Linked DNA regions of Homo sapiens: all the other regions are linked to region 1. Evidence: chromatin contacts called from ENCODE Hi-C or POLR2A ChIA-PET data. All regions are on one chromosome and are shown on one strand. The core of a region is the stretch at or near the end of the contact, and the rest is flanking DNA. Distances in the headings are between cores, read along the strand shown. Region 1 overlaps ANTXR2 (ANTXR cell adhesion molecule 2). Region 2 overlaps PRDM8 (PR/SET domain 8). Region 3 has its middle 24 kb from the start of PRDM8-AS1.

The links. Hi-C counts contacts between places; a loop is a spot of excess contacts on that map. ChIA-PET counts read pairs that join two places held with the same protein, here RNA polymerase II (POLR2A). Pooled maps may share reads with other maps.
Region 2: a pooled map shows a loop between it and region 1 (2.7-fold over the local background). The contact joins two enhancer-like sites. A Hi-C loop is called at or near these places in 1 of 168 maps with a recorded cell type or tissue (naive thymus-derived CD4-positive, alpha-beta T cell) and 6 of 50 pooled maps. POLR2A ChIA-PET finds 5 or more read pairs at or near these places in 3 of 52 experiments (AG04449, CD4-positive, alpha-beta memory T cell and activated CD4-positive, alpha-beta memory T cell).
Region 3: a loop to region 1 is called in a pooled map, with 6 times the contacts of the local background. The contact joins two enhancer-like sites. A Hi-C loop is called at or near these places in 2 of 168 maps with a recorded cell type or tissue (CD4-positive, alpha-beta memory T cell and naive thymus-derived CD4-positive, alpha-beta T cell), 2 of 37 single-sample maps with no recorded cell type and 14 of 50 pooled maps. POLR2A ChIA-PET finds 5 or more read pairs at or near these places in 4 of 52 experiments (AG04450, activated CD4-positive, alpha-beta memory T cell, activated T-cell and 1 more).

The regions. Positions count from the first base shown.
Region 1 is chr4:80,005,539-80,008,757 of GRCh38, reverse strand. It overlaps ANTXR2 (ANTXR cell adhesion molecule 2), which reads left to right. Exons shown (of 17, transcript NM_058172.6): 12 at 142-237. Among named protein-coding and RNA genes, the nearest start is that of ANTXR2, 66 kb to the left of the region's middle. Within about 2 kb of position 1,702, at least 7 of the 41 ENCODE cell types and tissues checked have a DNase peak (open chromatin) inside an H3K27ac peak, as active enhancers do.
Region 2 is chr4:80,201,409-80,204,627 of GRCh38, reverse strand. PRDM8 (PR/SET domain 8) reads right to left here. Exons shown (of 4, transcript NM_001099403.2): 3 at 3,107-3,219; 4 at 299-2,714. The coding sequence ends at 1,096. Among named protein-coding and RNA genes, the nearest start is that of PRDM8, 5.5 kb to the right of the region's middle. RefSeq lists silencers at 1,603-1,702, 2,163-2,242 and an enhancer at 2,605-3,219. Within about 2 kb of position 1,652, at least 26 of the 41 ENCODE cell types and tissues checked have a DNase peak (open chromatin) inside an H3K27ac peak, as active enhancers do.
Region 3 is chr4:80,172,108-80,175,326 of GRCh38, reverse strand. No RefSeq gene overlaps it. Among named protein-coding and RNA genes, the nearest start is that of PRDM8-AS1, 24 kb to the left of the region's middle. Within about 2 kb of position 1,751, at least 5 of the 41 ENCODE cell types and tissues checked have a DNase peak (open chromatin) inside an H3K27ac peak, as active enhancers do.

The DNA of each region.
Region 1 (3,219 bases), core at 453-2,952:
AATTAAAATAATATAGTTAAAATCTAGTTTGACATTATACTTTCTGAATTATTTTCTGGTGTTTCCTTAAAATATATATACATTTGGAATTTGACCATAAGCTGTGCTGACTGCTTTGTTTTTGCTTTTTGCCTACTTTAGTCTAACGGGATCGCAGCCATCATTGTTATTTTGGTGTTACTGCTACTCCTGGGGATCGGTTTGATGTGGTGGTTTTGGCCCCTTTGCTGCAAAGTGGTGAGTAAGAAGGATTTACAACTCTACTTAAAAAAAATTAGAAAGATGTAAAGTAAGGTCTGAAATATGAATAAATGCCATGTTAATAACAGCAAAGTTTCAGTTTGCAAAATGAATTTTAATTGTCTTCACTACTATAATAAATTCTAGAAAACATGCAGGTCAGTAAATATTTATTTAAAAAATTCATCTAAAAAGCACTTTTAAATCAGGTTTGTGGGAAGAGGAGGAGAGAAAAATAGGGGAAGTAGTTGGGATAAAGGGTATTTTCATTCAAGTGCAAGAGAAATTCAAGTAAATTGAATGATGTTTTCTTTTGGGTTCATTGAGAGGAGTTGATAATTTGTCAGTTTTTTTAAGTGCTCATTTAATTATTCATTTCCTCTTTGAAGGGTCTACCATTTCATGACCTTCTCTGTTTGCTACTGAAAAATATTTGTTCGGAAATTAGTCATGCACAATTGTCAGCATATCTGTTAAACTGCTACTTTTGGAGTAATGACGAGGAGTTTCAGTTTGTGTCATTTTTTGTGTTTGTATAAAGCCTGTGAAAGAATATGGGTGTATATCAGTTATCTATTGCTGCTGTAACAAATTGCCACACATATGTTGACTAAAAGCAACACAAATTTATTATCTAACAGCTGTCTAATCACAGCTTTCACATGAGTCTCACTGGGTTTACGTGGACTAAAATGTGTTGGAAGGGATGTGTTTCTTTCTGAATGCTCTAAGGAAGAAGCCATTCCTTTGCCTTTTCCAGCTTCTAAAGGCTACTCAGATTCTTTGCCTCATACCCCCCTTTCTCTATCTGCAAAGCCAGATGTGTTGCATCTTTTCAACCATTTTTCTGTAGTCACATCTCCCTCTAACTCTGAACCCAGCTGGGAAAGGTCCTCCAGTTTTAAGGAACCATGGGATTAGATTGGACGCACTTAGCTAATCCAGGATCATCTCCCATCTCAAGATCCTGAACCTTAATCACTTCTGCAAAATCCCTTTTGCCATTAAGATAACATATTCACAGTACCAGGTAATTAAGTTATGGAGATGTTGGTGGGGGGTATCATTCTACACATTTCAAGCAATCCAATTTAGATTGTTCAGGTTTCATAGAAAAAAAATTATCTTAAGGAAGCCCTCTTCCAAATCATGCCTACTATTTATTTTGAGAATATTCCTTTTATTATAAGCACATTGTGTAGAACTTAATATTGTGTAGTTCATGGTAATGTTTTACATAATACTGCAAGACTGCCTTTTCCCGCCGCTCTCATGTTTGCTGACTGATTTCATCATCCTTGCAATTTCAGATGTGCTTTGTTTTAGCCCTGCGTTTATTATTAGTTGTACTTCAGTTTGCTTTCATGAGGCAACTTGACAATCCTTTATCTCAGAGCAGTTGGCCCATGGAGGAGGCATAGAATTAACTCAGATAACAGTAGAGACAAGACGCATCCTGTCTCTTTGCTGAACTAATCAGTTTCCTGCCATAGCAATTTATGCTCAGTTTCCTGTTGTAATCTTGATTATCTAGTTATGGCTATTTTAGGGTGGCTAGCATTCTTGAGTATCACATTAAAAAGCAAAAAGATGCCCTAATGTAATTTGTGCTCCTTGGTTTTTTAATTTAAACTTTGCAGTGGTGCATTTCCCCTCCTTTTTTTAAATTATCACTTTGCAATTTCATTTAGTATTGACCAGAGGGCTCAGAAGTGTCAAAGTGTATGATTTTTAAAAAGACATATGCAAAATGAAATGTGCTCAAATATGGGTTTTGACTGTCATTTTGGATATTAAGGAGAGGAGCCAATCATCAGGTGACTAGATCAGAGACTAGATACATGGTACTCTAAAGCCTTGGACTCTACAGATCTCAAATCATGGAGTTACTTTCTACGAGGCATAAAGGGAGCCCTTTAATGGTGGAGTATCAGGATGTCAGAAAGGCTTCCCGTCCTCAGAAACATCACAAATGCTTATTAATTTCCTGAACTTATTTAATAGAGGAAACTTCCTTTATTTTACCCTTAGAAATATAGATTAAAAAGCAATTAGCCCTTATAAGTTCATATAAGTATGAACTTATATTTATACCTACATATAAGTGAATGATAGCAAACGTTTTCTAAAGTAGATTTTAAAGCAGGAAGAAAGGAGAGGTGAAATTCTGAATTCAGCCCTTGGCTAATATTGATTATCTAGTAGGTGTCAGTACTGTGCTAGGAACTGGGGATACAAAAGTGCTTATAATATGATATGGAAATTCACATTTTAATATGGAAACATAGAAATGTGTGCAAATAAGTGTAAATGGAAGGTAACTGAAGTCCTAATAGCGGCGTGTGTAAAGAACAGTAGAAACATAAAGGAGGAAGGGTTTGCCAAGACTAAAGGGAGCATTTCAGAGAAACCTGACTGACCTGATGACTCCCAATTCAGTTCTGAGTCATGAATAAGATGTTGACAGTTCTTGAATGACATTTCAGATGAAGTGCATGTGGAATCATGAGTTATTCTGACATGTTTTCAGAAGTGCTAGGCTGAGACCTACTGTGCTAGGTGAATGATGGTTTGGATTTTGGCATGAACCCATAGGGGAGGACCTCCTATGTCTTGTAATAGAAAGTCTGATCTCTTCCCAGGGATGACGAGAAGCCACTGGAGAGATTCGATCAGTCTAATTACCTGAAAGAAACTTTGCTGGCTTCACAGTAGTGCTAAAGTCTAGTCCTGGCAAAAATTATTTAAGACTGTATCCAACTGAGTTCCATTAACAATGGAAATGGAAAGGCAGTGACAGATATTGCACCTTAAATATAGCCAGAACAAAGTACTTCTAACAAAGTATAGACAGCTGGAATCTCAAGCTGAAATTAAGTGAGCTAGAGAAAAATGAAGACATGATGTAAAAAGGAGGTAGTGTGACAATAACCTTGTGGAAAAGGATCTTGAGTTTTCAGAGGGTATTATAATACAATC
Region 2 (3,219 bases), core at 403-2,902, 200 kb before region 1:
AGAATGCTGGTGTCCCAGTGACAGGTTAGCTGCATGGCAGGCATCTTTGTCTAAATGATTTGTCTTTGATCAAGATGCACAACACTTTCCAGCTAAATATTTTCGAAGTGATAATAAAAACTTATCTTCTTTTAGGCTCAAAATTGGCTTAGAGTACATAAATGCAAATGGTGCCAGGTTTATCATTCTCTCTTATGCTGTTTCTTCCCTTCTTTTCAGGAACTCAGTGAAAATAAGTGACATTTACTCAAAGTATAGTCCTTAACTACAACGATAAAATTTAAAAACTTTCCAAATATTTGCTTTGAAGAAAATAGTCATTTATTGTCAAAGCATCCAACATACTCGGATAAACTATAAAGTTTAATAAATATTTCCAGGGATAAAAGAAACACATAACTATTCAGACTCCATTTCACTGGCACAAAATTACACTTTGTATTAAAAGAAAATACATATGTACATAATTGATGACATTCTTCATTGAAGTCCATTATCATTTCATTATACATGCACTTCCCCCTGGAAACTCAAATTGAATGGTGATCCCTTTTTATTCATTTTGTTTATTTTTGTAGGAACACAAACTGTCATCAAGAAATGCAGAAAGCATCTCACCCTCCTCCTTTACTTTATATCTAAAATAAATTTTGCCCTTACATATAATTATTACATCTAAATCGTAAGTGCTTAATAATTTAAGTAGAAACGTATGACAAATGCATCAATATGTTGCAATATATGACATTTTAAAAAATGTACCTTTGTTTTGGGGAAAGTGAAAATGCGTGCATTCAAAAGAAAACCCCCTCAAACAACCCACCCAATCAAAACTCCACCATCCTGGCTCTTGTGTGTGAGTGTGTCTGTGTGTGTGTGTGGGGGGGGGTGTGTGTCCCGGGTAAATATTTGAATGAGGTTCCTGGGAGGAGAGGACGTGTGTGTGCGCGTTGGGGGGGCGGGGGGGCGGTGAATGTATGTGTCTTTGTGCAGGGTTTCGGGGTGCAAGGAAGCGGTGGATGTTCTCGCGTGTTTATTCCTGCAGGTGGCTTAACTGTGCTTGCGCGCGCGTGGAAAGCTGGGGTCCTTTCCGAGTCAATTATGCGAGGTCATGTGCCTGGAGAGGTGGTGGCGCTCCCTGAAGGACTCATTGCAGATGGGGCACTTGAGTTTCTCCTCTCGCCGCCGCTTCACCAAGGGCTCCATCGCATACTCCTTTTTGTGGTGCGACCTCATATGGTACACCAGGTCGGAGGTCATGCGGAAGGAGGCATTGCACTTGGCGCACCAGTTCTGCGCGGGCAGACACAGCGAGGTGAAGGAGGGCGGCAGCAGCGTGAGCGCCGAGGGCAGCTGCAGCTGCAAGGGCCCCGCGGCCGCCGCCGCAGCCGCGGCTGCAGCGGCAGCGGAGCTCTTGGGCCAGAAGGCGGTGGCGTACAGGAAGGGGCTCTGCTTAGGCAGGCCGCCGCCGCCGCTCGGCAGGGACCCGCAACCTCCGTTCAGGTCCGCGGCCCCCTGGAGCTTCACCGCTAGAGGGTCCGCGGCGGCGGGATAGAGTCTGGTGGGGCCCACGCCGTCGGCGGGGTGGCATGGCTCGAGCGCGCCCAGCTTCTGGCCCAGCACCAGCGGGGACAGCTGCGAGAAAGAGCGTGCTGGCTGCGAGAAGGCGCTTTTGCGCTCGTCCGACGCGGCGCCCTGGCCCCCGCCCGCGCCGCCTGCGGCCCCGGCGCCCGTTCCGCCCCCACCGCTGGTGCTGCCCGCGCTGCCCAGCTGCGGCACCGAAGTGAAGGCGCTGCCCCTCGCAGGACTGCCGCCCTCGAGCCGGCTGGGCAGCGGGCCCCCAGGCCGCGGGGCCAGCAGCTTCTCGGCGCCCACCGGTGACGCGGCCGCGGGCGTGGAGGAGCCGCCGCCGCCGCCAGCGTCCTGGTCCTCGGAGGCGACTCCCGCGCCGTCGGCTGTCCCCTCCTCCTGCAGGCTGGCCGCGCGGGCAGCCTTCTTCACCTCCACGAAGGCGCTGCGCTTCGCCTCGCCCGTCTCGGGACTTGGCGGCGCGAAGAGGCGGCCGTTCTCTTCCAGGCCGAAGTAGCTGCCCGAGGCTCGGTACTGCTGCGGTGTGCACACCAGATCCTCCTTGGAGGCCGGGAGGGGCCGCTCTACGAAGCGGCCCCGGCCCCCTACCAGACCAGCGCCACCGCCGCCCTCCGCCGCCTCCTCCGGGAATTTCCTCTTTCCTTTGCCGCCGCCCGTGGCGATGCCGTCGGGACTCAGCTCCGCCTCCTGGTGGCCGCCGCCGCCGCCGCTGCCGCTACCGCTGCTGAGGCTCTGGGCTGGGGAGCAGCTGCTGCCTCCCCGGGAGTTTTCCAGCTCCCTGGCCAGGTTGTGGAAGTCTGTGGATGGCTTCGCGCTGCTGCCGCCGGCGGCAGCGGATGGGTTGCTGCTTTCCGGGGAGGGGGATGGGTAGTGGTGGAGGGGGCCGGCTTTGCAAAACTTGGGACCCGGGCCTAAAGGTGCCTCCTGCTGCTGCTGCTGCTGGTCTTTGCCACCGCCGCCGCCGCCCCCGTGGTCCTTGGTGCCCACGCCGCCGCCTTGTTCGTCTTGGGGACTTATATCAGCGCTGTGAAGTCTCTTGGGGCAGCGGAAACGCAGATGCGCCACATAGGGGAACTCAAACTGGAAACGTTGGCTGCATTCCAGGCATGTGTAAGGGGACGACCCTGCTTAGTGAGCAAACACCACACACACGCACGCACGCACACACACACACACACGCACACCACATGATTACTCAGCATCGCCCCCAAGCCAGTTTGCCACCATCCCCTTGACAAATCCACCTTCATTTCTCAGGGCCTGAGTGCCTGAGAAAAGAATGACCAACCTGATCTAACTTTCCCTCCTGATTTGGAGGGAATACAGCAAACAAGCAAGTTTCCTCGCTTTATCCTCACCTATCTGTTTAACTTCATTCCAGACTACATCTCAGAATCTTCCTATGAGACACCCGAAGGGAAGAAAGGCGCGCCAACGCGCCGGGTGAGCCCCTGCCGCTCCCTGCGTCTCTCCCCCGCTAGTTAAGGGCCCACACGCCGGTCGCGAGCCAACCTACCATTCATTTTGTTGTGGGATCTAGAGGGGCAGAGCAAGAGTAACTCAGTCAGTTCTTTCCCGTACCAAACTAGTAACTCCTCGTCTTTGGCAATCCTGCGGAGAGAGCGGTAG
Region 3 (3,219 bases), core at 502-3,001, 170 kb before region 1:
TACAGAATGGGCAGTAGGAGAAGGTAGTCATAAATACCAGCTATGACCACTTGACCAGCTGCAGAAATGAGGACTGTAACTGTCATGAGTATTTCCTCCTTCTTTTGTTAAAAACATGTTTGTGCATGTATACACTTGTACTGAGAAATTATCCTCATTTTATTTCCTTTTCCTTTATCATGTGACATAAGATTAATTGACTTCATATCAGCATTTAAGTATTGTTAACTTTATGTAATAGTATTTGGATGGGGGTATTGGTGCATTTCCGGTTGTACGAAAGATAGTTGTATTATTTTAAGTGTAATTATGACCTTATTATTGTCTTTATTTGAAGATTATGTATGATCTCAGGAGATATATATGGGTTCAAGTTGACAAGGGGTGGAGTTGTGATAGTTAATACTGAGTGTCAACTTGACTGGATTGAAGGATACAAAGTATTGATCCTGGGTGTGTCTGTGAGGGTGTTGCCAGTAGAGATTAACATTTGAGTCAGTGGGCTGGGGAAAGCAGATCCACCCTTAATCTGGTGGGCACAATCTAATCAGCTGCCAGCAAATATAAAGGAAGCAGAAAAATGTGAAAAGGAGAGACTGGCCCAGCCTCCCAGCCTACATCTTTCTCCCATGCTGGATGGTTCCTGCCCTCTATCATCAGACTCAAAATTCTTCAGTTTTGGGACTTGGACTAGCTCTCCTGGCTCCTCAGCTTGCAGACAGCCTATTGTGACACCTTGTGATTGTGTAAGTTAATACTTAACAAATTCCCCTTTATATGTATATATATAATATATGTACATGTGTATATATAGGGGAGTGCACAGTATATTGTTATATGTGTTCTATTTTATCTTATTGTTCATCTCTTGCAGTGTCTAATTTATAAATCAATTATTTTCAGAGGTATGTATGTATCAGAGAAAACATAGTATATACAGCATTTGGTATTATCTGTGATTTTAGCCATCCACTGGTGGTCTTGGAAATAATTGCCCCATCCTCAGGTAAGGGAGTGCTACAAAGATGTGGACCAGGTGATGAGAACAAACGAGAGAGTGAGGGACACAGAAACCAGCATAACAAGAAGATTTTAGGAGAGGAATTAGTGTTTCTACAGTCTGCTAAGGACCAGAACCTTGGAAGAAGGGCCCAGTGTGAGACCTACAGAAACAGCTACTGACACAGAGACAATGGTGTAGCAAGGAGAGGACAGGGAAGAAATAACTCATCTTTTCTTTTCTCACATGCTCCAATTTCATGTTAATGCCTTCCAATGGCCTAACTCAACCGGAAGCTAACTAACCAGCAAGGTTCTGGAGCATGCTAACGAATCTGCATGAGTCAGCCTCTGGCAATATAGAGCCAGGAGAGGACAGAGAATGGATTTTGGAGAGACAAATGGAGAATAACCATTACATTACTACTATTATTCACAAATAGAATTATCTGAGAACTCTTTCTGAAAACATCTTTTTCATGCACAGTTTCAACTGGAAGTAAAAACTTACTGGGTTTTGTAAACTTAAGCATCCAAGATTTTAAAGAATCATTTCTCAGAGCCCTTTGGCTGGAACATTCCTAGTAGCATTTAGGAAGGATTTCCAGAAGTCTTGGGAGGCTTTGCAAGCCAAAATCTGGAAGAATTTGAGAGTATGCTTTTATTGACTTCCTTTGGGCATCCCCAGGTCTCTCATCATTTGGTGGTTTCCTGTGTCAGCACCAGTCTTACTATGCCTGGTTAGTCACTTGCTGATTGTTTTCAAGGAAGCCAGCCAGGCTTCAACAAAGGGTGACTACCTCAAAACAAATCAGCTGCACAGCAATAGGAACTCCTACTAATGGCTTCCCTTGAATTCACAAACTGTGTAGATTTTAGAATGAAGTAACATTTTCTCTTTCCAACTTTGCCATCCCTGTCTCTTCCTCCTGAACCTGAACTAACCCACAGACAAAAAAATGGAAGAGGACAGTGGTGGAGAAGCATGCTCTCTTTCCTGAAGCCTTAGATTAAAATTATACTCAAGGCCGGTTGTCATGGCTCATGCCTGCAATCTCAGTGCTTTAGGAGACTGAGCTGGGAGGATAACTTGCGACCAAGAGCTCAGGATCAGGTTGGGCAACATAGCAATATTCTGTCTCTGCAATAAATAAATAAATCAAATTATCTGATTGTGGTGGCACGTTCCTGTAGTCCCAGCTACTGAGGAAGCTGAGGTGGGAGAATTGCATGAGCCTGGGAGTTCAAGGCCACAGTAAGTTAAAATTGTGCCACTGCAATCCAGCCTGAGCAACAAAGGAAGACTTTAACTCTAAAAAAAAATTATAGCCAATATCAGAGTCTTGAATATTCACTGTAAACATCAGCACAAACAAAAGCCCGATTTCTAAATCTCATAGAAACTAAGAGTTTGAAAACTTGAGAGGACTGATATAAAGTTGGAAGTCAGTGTTTCAAAGGAGAGAGACAGAGTTAGCTATAGGAAAACAGAAAATTAGGAGTGGAAAGCAAAGAAGAGTCTTGTAAGTAACATATATAGCTGAACAATAAATACAAGTGAAATAGATTGACTTCTAGAATGGCAGTGTGGGAAACTCTGCTGAGCCACTCCTCAGTGAAACTGGTGAAAATTGTGTGTAAAGAAACAACCACTTAAATTCTCTGGAAATGGTCCTAAGGGCAAATGGTAAATAAAGAAATACCTATTAGAGGAAATTATGAATATCTGTCAAGAGAGGTGAGTCTGTGACATTTGAACTGAAACTACTACTTTCCTTGCCCCTCCCAGCTCAGTGAGGCAGAGACTCTACTCCAGACGCTGCAGCCAAGAATATGACTCTTTATATTCCTTAGGTGTCAGCTGCAGGGCTTTCATTGCAATAGGACATAACTTGAGCTTTTTTGGTCCTGCCCGTAGCTGTCTGTTGCTAAGGCTAAGTCTTAGGTGAATACAACTGGGAGGAGGAAGCTTCCTTCTCCCACCCAACACTTTCTTGTAAAAAGGAAGTTCTACCTTGGGTGTGGTGCATTGAGAATGAAACTACCTTTGCAAAAATTATGACAGTGAGAGAAATGTAACCTAGCTGACACTGCCATACTTCTAACTTAACAAGCTAACTGTGTTTGCTCATTCCTGGGTGTAGGCGAAGCTAATTGTGGAAGGAATTTAGCTTATAGTTTAACTTTAAATAAAGGATAATAGTCTCCCCCAAAAACTGA